Regions from separate parts of the Mus musculus genome. Here all the other regions are linked to region 2. Evidence: chromatin contacts called from ENCODE Hi-C or POLR2A ChIA-PET data. All regions are on one chromosome and are shown on one strand. Each heading gives the region's core, a stretch centred on a gene start or an enhancer-like site at or near the end of the contact. The rest is flanking DNA. Distances are from core to core; before and after follow the strand shown. Region 1 holds the start of 4930412M03Rik (RIKEN cDNA 4930412M03 gene). Region 2 holds the start of Alkbh5 (alkB homolog 5, RNA demethylase). Region 3 holds the start of Map2k3 (mitogen-activated protein kinase kinase 3).

Evidence for each region. Hi-C counts contacts between places; a loop is a spot of excess contacts on that map. ChIA-PET counts read pairs that join two places held with the same protein, here RNA polymerase II (POLR2A).
Region 1: a map of heart shows a loop between it and region 2 (2.5-fold over the local background). The contact joins the promoter of 4930412M03Rik here to the promoter of Alkbh5 in region 2. A Hi-C loop is called at or near these places in 1 of 37 maps with a recorded cell type or tissue (heart). POLR2A ChIA-PET finds 5 or more read pairs at or near these places in 2 of 5 experiments (Patski and embryonic stem cell).
Region 3: POLR2A ChIA-PET joins it to region 2 with 16 read pairs in embryonic stem cell. The contact joins the promoter of Map2k3 here to the promoter of Alkbh5 in region 2. POLR2A ChIA-PET finds 5 or more read pairs at or near these places in 3 of 5 experiments (Patski and embryonic stem cell).

The regions. Positions count from the first base shown.
Region 1 is chr11:60,113,828-60,116,683 of GRCm38, reverse strand. 4930412M03Rik (RIKEN cDNA 4930412M03 gene) reads left to right here and starts at 1,452. Exons shown (of 1, transcript NR_164317.1): 1 at 1,452-2,856. All of the region lies in intron 1 of Rai1 (retinoic acid induced 1), which reads right to left.
Region 2 is chr11:60,536,264-60,539,122 of GRCm38, reverse strand. It overlaps Alkbh5 (alkB homolog 5, RNA demethylase), which reads right to left and starts at 1,440. Exons shown (of 4, transcript NM_172943.4): 1 at 1-1,440. The coding sequence starts at 700.
Region 3 is chr11:60,930,773-60,933,577 of GRCm38, reverse strand. Map2k3 (mitogen-activated protein kinase kinase 3) reads right to left here and starts at 1,524. Exons shown (of 12, transcript NM_008928.5): 1 at 1,307-1,524. The coding sequence starts at 1,355. Map2k3os (mitogen-activated protein kinase kinase 3, opposite strand) reads left to right here and starts at 1,711. Exons shown (of 2, transcript NR_027800.1): 1 at 1,711-2,012.

The DNA.
Region 1 (2,856 bases), core at 203-2,702, 420 kb after region 2:
TGACAGGCAATGCCTTTAGAGACTAGAATATGGGTAAATTTCTTCCTTTTAACTCATATTTTTCAAAAGTTCTATAATAAGCCTGTTCTCCTTTTATAGCAAGAAAAAAAAGCTATTAAAGTCATCAAATACTTTACAAGTCCAAACATACAGCATGACTCTTTCATTCTTTGCATTTGTTGTGCTCATCCCATATTGTTTTTCAGGAATTTAGGACACACACACATACAGTGTGAATGAGTGAGTGTGTGTGTAGAGGAAAACTTGCCAGAGTCAGTTTTCTTCAAAGTCAGGTCACGAGGCTTTGTAGCAGGCCCTTTACCTGCTAAGCCATCTCACTGGTCCTATATCGTTTTTTGAGATGAGGGTTTTGGTATGTTGCACAAGCTAATCCTAAACTCCTGCTGCACTCAACCTCAAAAGGAGCTGAGATGTCAGGCATGGGTGGGTCTGGTTCTACTTTTGAACTTCTCTACAGTCAGCATATTCAGATTATCAGACTAGAAAATACTTAGAATTGGGAAGTTTTGTTTTGTTTTGAAACACAAGAACTCCTCATTATACAACCCAGGCTGGTCTCAATCTTGCTAGCCTATCAACCTCAGCTTCCTGAAGCGCTAGAGATACAAGTGTGCACCACTACTCTTGGCCTACATATCAAGATACATCCTTCTGCTTCCATAAAAACCTACTCTCGTCCTCCTGTGTGTGCCCTGGGTGAGGCTGAAGAAAGGCAGAGTCCAGCAGCTTAAGAGGCAATCTTCTTGCCAAGACCCTAAGACCAGTATTAAATTTAGCTGCCTGCTCCATACAAGCAGAAGGGGGCAGAAGCCAACTGAATTGGAGCCTCTTACTGGACTAGAGGAAAGAAAGCAGATCAGGAGGGTGAAGTTAGGGATTCAAGGCATGAAAAGCATGCGGAGAGAGGGCAGCATTACATGGGTCAAACTTGGCAACAAAGTTTAGTTACAGGTTTCCCAGGGCAGGCGATGGAGCCCGGGCTCAGAAAGTAAGAATGTACCTCCTGGCCAGGCAACCAAACGTCTGCCAGCTACAAGAGGCCAAGTGCTGGGCTCTGTCGAGGACAAGCGAGTACCTCTGGGCACAACTCTGCCAGTGTAAGAGAGTGTCGGGGCGCTCCCCGCGCCTCGTCCGTGAAGGACCGCGCAAAGAAGCACCAAGGCTGTGGCACCCGGGGGAGGGGAGAGCTAGACAGCAGAGAGCCCTGAGAGTACCTTCCCAGGTCTGGAAGCCACGCCTCCGGCTTTGCAATCCCGGAAAGGGGCCCGGCTCTACCAGGGGCGGGGCCTTGGCTGCCGGTCCCAGCAGCGCGGAGCATGACGGGCCAGGAGCTGCCATGGCGACTCAGTGCCCGCCCCGCCCCGCCCCGCCCCGCCCCTTGCACCTCCCGTGTGGAACGCTGCTTAGGGGGGCGCCGCGGGCTGGCGGGCAGGAAGCGCGGGCGTCTGCCCTCCCGCCGCCCGTTTCGAGGTCGTGGAGAGGAGAGGAAATGGCCCCGGAGCAACCACGCAGCTGCCTGATCGTCTGGCCCGACCGCGCCTCAGTAGATTTGGGTCCTGGTCTGAGCAGCCGGGCTGGTGCGGGTGTCCTCACTAGGATAATGAATACAGCTCCACTACCTATACTACCCAAGACGACCCCTCACACGCTCTGCGAGGAAACCGGTCTTCGGACCTGTGCCCCCAACCTGGTGGCCTGCACCAGTGATAGGGCAATTTGACTCCTAGTCGTGGGGGCTTGTGATACTATCTCTACCTACAGACACCCACTGCCTGTCACTGCACAGTAAACCTTCCTGCTCCACAGGGCTGCCTCCCCACTGGAATTCCCACCGTGTTCCTGGTTCTGGAAAGTCTGTTTTCCCGGGTGGCCATGATACCCTCCCTACTACTCCACTTCTTCCTTGCAGTCACAAGCAGCAGAGTGGAATGGGAGCTCGACACTGACTAGGCCTTTAACAGTCCTAAGGTATGTTAGTCCTAAGGTATGTTAGTCCCAGGGAGTCCGTTAGATCTGTACAGAAGTCAAGTGGCAGGGCCCAAGCGTTGCCTGTCTACAAGGAATGGGCCTCGTCATCCAGCTCTGGCTACCCACAACCCAACTACAGCTCGACCTCCCATACCTCCTCCCTCTCTCGCCTACCACAGGCCTGGCTTCCCTTCTGAGCCGCCAATCTGAAGCCACACAAAGGCCTGTTTGTTTGCTTTCACTCCGACTCCCCCCCCTGGATCCTATGTCTTTTCTCTGCTACCTGCCGGCAGGGCTTCCTCTCCCAGCCGCCAGCGGGCTGAAGAGGAGGGGCCGAAGGGAAAGAGGGGCAGCCATTGCAGAAAGCCCTGCCTCATGATCACCCCGTGGTTCCTCGAATCCACCTCCCTAGTACCAGGAGCTCTCAGTTTGATGGCTTGACAAATGACGATGACACTGGTGTCCCTTCAAGGTGTCTCCGAATAAAGGGAGCTAGCTGGGTGGGCAATACCTGGGTAGAGAAAGAGGAGCAGATAGACTCAGCTAGTCTCCCCCTATCCATGTGAACAAGATTTGTTTGTAAGAAAGGCTGCCTTGGCTTTCTAAGCAACCTGGAGTCTGCCAGGAGATATGGAGATGAAGGGGGCCAGGAGGCCTCGATGGAGCAGGCAGAAGGATGTTGTTTCCCAGCTCCCCCTCGGTTGGTGGGTGCCCTCAGTGTCCACTTTGGCTAGGCACCCCAGAGAACATCTTGTGTCTCAGAAGCCCTGCACAGCCAAGTGAGCTGAAATAAGGCTTTCACGGGCAAAGAAAAACAAACAGCCACATTCCACACCACCTTCTCTACCTGCAGAGGGAGGCTGCCCT
Region 2 (2,859 bases), core at 191-2,690:
GGAACTTGCAGCCGAAGCAAAGTGCCGAGTCGCTGAAGAAAGACACGGACACGATGGGGCGCTCGAAGATGTGGATGGGGTCAACGTGGGACACGATGCAGCCGCCGGGCTGGTAGTCGTTGATGACCGCGCTGTTGACGAAGCCCTCGGGGATGACGCGGTGCTCCACCAGCTTCTGGATCACCAGCTGATGCACCCAGTCCGGGATCTCGTCGACGTCGCCCGGCGGGTAGAGGCGCTCCTGGCCCGGCCCGCGCTTCTGCAGCTGGGCCCCGTACGTGTAGCCCTCGCCGAAGAAGTACTTGTTGCGCAGGGGGGCCCGGTCCACCGTGTGCTCGTTGTACAGGCCCTTCTCGGCGCGGGACACCACCTCATCGATGCGGGCCTCGATCTTGGAGCACTCATCCTGACTGAAGAGCCGGATCTGCCGGATGCCGCTCTTCACCTTGCGCGCCTCTTCCTCCTTCTGCAACTGATGCTCCTCGTAGTCGCTGCGCTCGGGGTCCGAGTCCTCCTGGTATTTCCGCTTGGTGGTCCCGGACGCCGGGTAAGGCTCAGCGGCGGCCGCGGCAGCGGCAGCGGCAGCCACGGCGGCGGCCGCAGCGGCGGCGGCCTCCCGACTGCCCGCCTTGTAGTTGTCCCGGGACGTCATGGACTTGAGCTTCTCCCGCAGGTCGGTGTAGCCGCTGGCGGCCGCCATGGCCCCCGCCAACTCAACTCTAGGGTCCTCCGCGGCGGTCCGGCATGGCTCTCAGGGGACCCGAAAGGGACCCGAAAGGGAAGCGAGGGTCCTCAGTGCCAGGCCCCCATGCGTGGCTCAAGGGACCAAAGGGGTAGGCGTAGAGGGGCCGGGAAGGGGTCGAACCTCAGCCGCGGTCGGTCATGCAGCACCAGCTACAGCGGGGCTTCCTCCTCCTCCACCTTCTCCGCGTCCTGAGGGAAAAAGGCGCCGGCAGCGCCTCATGCCGCGGAGGGCTTCGGCCAAGACTCCGCCAGACTCCCGGTCGGACCCTCAGACGCCCGGCCCGGCCCGCACTTTAAAGCTCTCCTCACGACGTCACCGCCAGCCCGCCCGACCTCCGACAGCGCCGCTCCTTAGCGGGCTTCTCGACGCGCGTGCGCACTGCCGGCGGCCACGAGACTCCACGTACTTTGAGCATGCGCGTGCGTGCCGCCCAGTCGGCGGAGAGGCCGGCGCATGCGCAGACGAGGCCCGCTCGTCGGCCGCCGCCCCTCCCCCCACCCGCGGAAAGCTTCGAGAACAGCTCCCGAAAACAACAATTTGCCTGCACGCCAAGCCGCCTCCGGGGCCGAGGGACTCCACCCGCCGGAGTGTGCTCGCGGTGTCCACTGGACAGCGCTGCCGCGTCACGGCATCGTGCGGATGCCCGCAGACGCCTCAGCTTCCAGCGCACAAATCCTCGGGAATCGCCACAACCCAGTCCGCCCCGTGACCGCCCCCTTTGGAGCTTCCACTTTCTTAATTGGACTGCCGGCCACGCGTTGGGCAAACACGGACTGGAGTTTCCAGAGTCGGTTGGTAAATCATGCTTGTCAATCAACTAGTCTCCTTGGCTACTGCGTCCATCACTTAATTAGCTTCGGGCAGAAGCTCGAGGACCCCTGAAGAGTGAATGGGTGGCTAAGTAAGTGCCTGAATGGAGTTCTCGGCGACGAAAAGCCCTCAGGACTCCGGTGAAGCTTCGGAAACAGTGGAAAGTTAAAATTACGGGCAGGAGAGCATCAGGCCCAAACTGTGGAGCAAGCCAGGACAACAAAAGCTGGAGGCGCGCGGTCCGGGCACCCACACCCCATTCCCGCCGCCATCGCTTCCCGAAGCGGACGTTCCACAAGTCACGTCCCGGGACTGCCCACGGGTCGCGCAGCCGCGGGCACGCGCACGGGCACGTCACGTTCCTACTGGGGTTGGGCGTTGTTATAGGGGGCGACAAAAAGGCTTTCCTGTCTGAAGGGCGCAGATTTACCACGGATCGGTCCAAATTGGAAATATTCTTCAGACAGAAAATAAATAAATTGCACAGTGGGATGGTAAATGCGTCTCAGCACTCTGGAGACTGGTTGGAGGATAGCTCACAAATTGGATGCCAACCTAGGCTACACAGCGAGCCTCTGTCTCAAAACAACTACAACAAACCCAAACAATAAAAAATCCTGAAGCGGAGGAGAAAGCCTGAACAAAGGTTTAGCCGTGCTGGAGGTCCCTGGGCACTCCAGCAAATAGGAATAGCAAAGAGGTTCTGCTCTGAACCTCCCCAAGATGAATTCCAGCTTCCTTTTCTGGTTCCCAGTCCCTTTTCCAGTCTTTGATACTCCGTCAGATTTTCATATATCGCCGCCCCTCCTGGCTGTCCATGCTGTCTGTCATCTGTAATGCCTGTCCATCTACAGTGTCTGTCACACAGCTCACCCCTTGTCTTCCAGGCATCCCAGAGTCTGGTGTGTAAAACCAGGAACCAGTACTTACCTCGAACGGTGGTTGTGAGGATGGAATGACGCAGCAGAAGGATTGCTGATACAGCATCCAGACCTCAGTCTTCTAATCTGAAAACTGAGGGTGGCAGCAGTCTCTGTTGGAAAGTGGGGACTGTGTGGTAACTTGGAAAAGTTTGTGGAGTGGAAAGCCAAGAAATTAGGGAATCCAGGCCACCCTCTCTCCCAAACAGCAGGCAGACAAAAGGGAAATGGGTCTGGGGATTCCCGGGGCAGCCCCTTGGGCCCAGGTGACAGAGAGAGGGTGGAAGGGCAGCTGCAGGTAGAAGATGGACTGAAGGGCAAAGCCAGCTGAACTGGACTTGAGCCCGGTCTGTACTGTGTGAACACCTGGTGGGTCTCTTACCT
Region 3 (2,805 bases), core at 275-2,774, 390 kb before region 2:
CAGGACAACCTGACCAGGACCAGGACTCCTGAGGTTGAGGTTTCCTAGGTCAGAAGGAGAGAAGGCCACCACTGCACAAGTACCCTCTTAGGTGCCCGCCATCCCTGTCCTCTGTGCTCTGCAGCTGCAATCCAAAACTGGGCCCAGCGTTGCAGCAGGAAAGCTGGAGATAGTCAAGGAAGTGCAACAACTATTTGCCCCTGGGTACCTACTATGTGCTGGGCGCTATGCTGGGTTCTCGATCATCTCAGACGTGCTTGCTTCAAACCACTCTACATTCAATCTCACATCACGCCCCTAATATCCATTTCATTAATAAGTCCTAGACATGCCCAGAGACTAGCCAGGTGAAGCAGTTCAGAATTCAGAGGGTCAACCCATTCATATCTCCAGGTCCAGCTTGGAAATCTTTTCTGCAGATCAACCCTACTGAGTCTCTGACATGTCAAAAAAAAACATCCTTCTCTCTTCCTGGAGAAAAAAAAAAAGCATTCTGACCTCCAAATCTTGTCCCCCTCACTTCCCATGACAAATGCTGCTGCTGCAGCCCACGCAGCACCACTGCCACCTCACAGAAATTTCCAGGAAAGACAGTTAATTGGAGAAGGACAAGCTTTGCACAGCCAGCCCCTGGCCTGCTGCTAGCCCAAGGACCAAACAGCACGTCTAAGAGCAGACTAAGAAACACTAGGTGCAAGAATCGGTCAGCTCGGGAAACTCAGTGAGAAGACTGCAACTGAGTAGCAGGTAGCATGGGCAGAGCTGCGAAGTGGAGACGCCAGGAAGTTCTACAGGGACAGCCTTAGGGAGGAGTGCAGGCAGCCAGTGAGCAGGCCAGCAAGACATGGGGCAAAGGAGGATTCACAAGGATGGAAGGAGTTGGAAGAGTGGAGGAGCTCTGAGTAGACAGGTTTCCGGCATTGGGAACACAGCCCTGGGGCCCAGAGTAAATTCCAGCCTGGACAAAATCCAAGAGCCTGGCCTGAGAGGGCTAGAGCAGCCCAAAGACCCTCTAGCAGGGATCACTGAAATCCCTGAGTCCAGGATGAAGCCCGGAAGCCTAAATGAGGAGCTCACGGTGAGGCTACAGACTTGGGAGTGGAGCGAGAACTAGGTCCTGCCTGGGTGAAGTCCCACGGCCTAAGATCCGGATTCCAATAAGGTCCCGTGAGGTCCCGGGCTTGGGCTGGACCCAGTCCTGGGTTGGAGTGCAGACGTCTGTGCCCAGCCCGGAAGGGAGCCCAGGATCACGGGCGGACTCAAATTGAATGTGGCACGGGCCGCGCAACAGGGCGGGAGAGCCTACCTTTGGTCTGAGGCAAGCTGGCCGGCGGGCTCGCGGCGGGCGACTCCATGCTGCGGACCGTCGCGGCGGAGAGCACTAATCTAGAGGACAGCAGACTACACCGGGGCCGGGCGCGCTCATGGCTGCTGGTGGCTGGCAGCGGCGGCAGGCGATGGGCGACAGGCGACACAGACGCGACGGTTCCAAGCGTCCGAGGCGGGCGGCGCCAAAGCCACACTGGGCAGCGCCGGACGCCTGCCGACGGCGCCACGCAGGCCCCGCCCATCGTACTGATTGGCCCGCCTGAAAAGGCCCCAGCCTATCAGACGCCGCCCGGACTGTCACGCACAAACCCCACCCTCCAAGAGCCGGAATCCAACCCAGCTTTCCCCTTAGTACAGCTCGGCTCCGCCCTCTTGCCGTCTAGATGACTGCCCTACCCACTCGGGGGATTGTGCTGGCGTGGTCCTGGGTGCCCCAGCCTGTGCCCCCCTATGGCACAGCGTGTGCGGGTCGCAATCTGGAAAATCCCAAGATCTCTAGGGGGGCAGGGCAGGGCCGATGTGCTCCGTGGGGTTAAAAGTGTTCCCTGAGTGAGACTAGACTCCTAAATGGCTGAGCCATACCGAGGATGAGCGTCCATGTGCTCCCCTGAAGAGAGCGGCGACCACCGGCTTGCCTCCTAGGGCAGCAGGAAAAGAGCGATCCCACGGCGGGCGCGTGCCAGGTGAGTGTTCACCGACTGTGGGAAAGAGTTTACTGCGCCTTGCTGAACGAGCACGCGTTTAAGTCCAGCCTCTACAAGCACCTGGCACGCCAGCACCTAGGGAGCGGGGAATTCAGTGGCTAACCTTTGCCTAGTGACAAAGTAACTGGTTGTAACATTATAGCAGCTCCACTCTCCGGGCTGGGGAGTAGTCTCCGATTAAACAAAGTGTCATTCCAAACACTGAAATACCTTTTGCCAGCCTTGACTGGGGTTCCATCTCGGCCGTCGGTCGCTGAGCCTCTGTCCTCACACTAACCAGGAATCTCTGGGGTCGATTGGAAAGTCAGGTCTAGTGAGGGCAAGAAGCACAAGGTCAAGGAGTCAGTCGGAGCTGGAGTAAGTCTTAGCTCTCTGGCCAACACTCAGGCCCCGAATGCCTGGCTTGCATATTTGATTTCTACCGCAGCCCTCCTCCCGTGCCACGTGCCCCTCCCCATTAGGAATCCTGAATGTCTCATCCTCTGCTGAATCCCAAGGCTTAGCCCAGAGCCATGCACATAGTAGGTGCCTAAGAAATATTTAAGGAATGAACAGAGGAAGTAGGAAAAGCATGCCACAGACATGGGTAAAGTGACTAGTCCCGTGCCAGGCTCTTGGGCACCAGGGTGACTCAGACAAGGCCCTCAAACAGGAGGAGTTTAATGGGTTAGTCAGAGAACTTGACAAACAGCCCAGGGATCACAGACTCCATGTGGGGTGCTATAAATAGATACAAGAGTCCTAAGAGGCCCTGCCTCACCTGGGTGGGGTC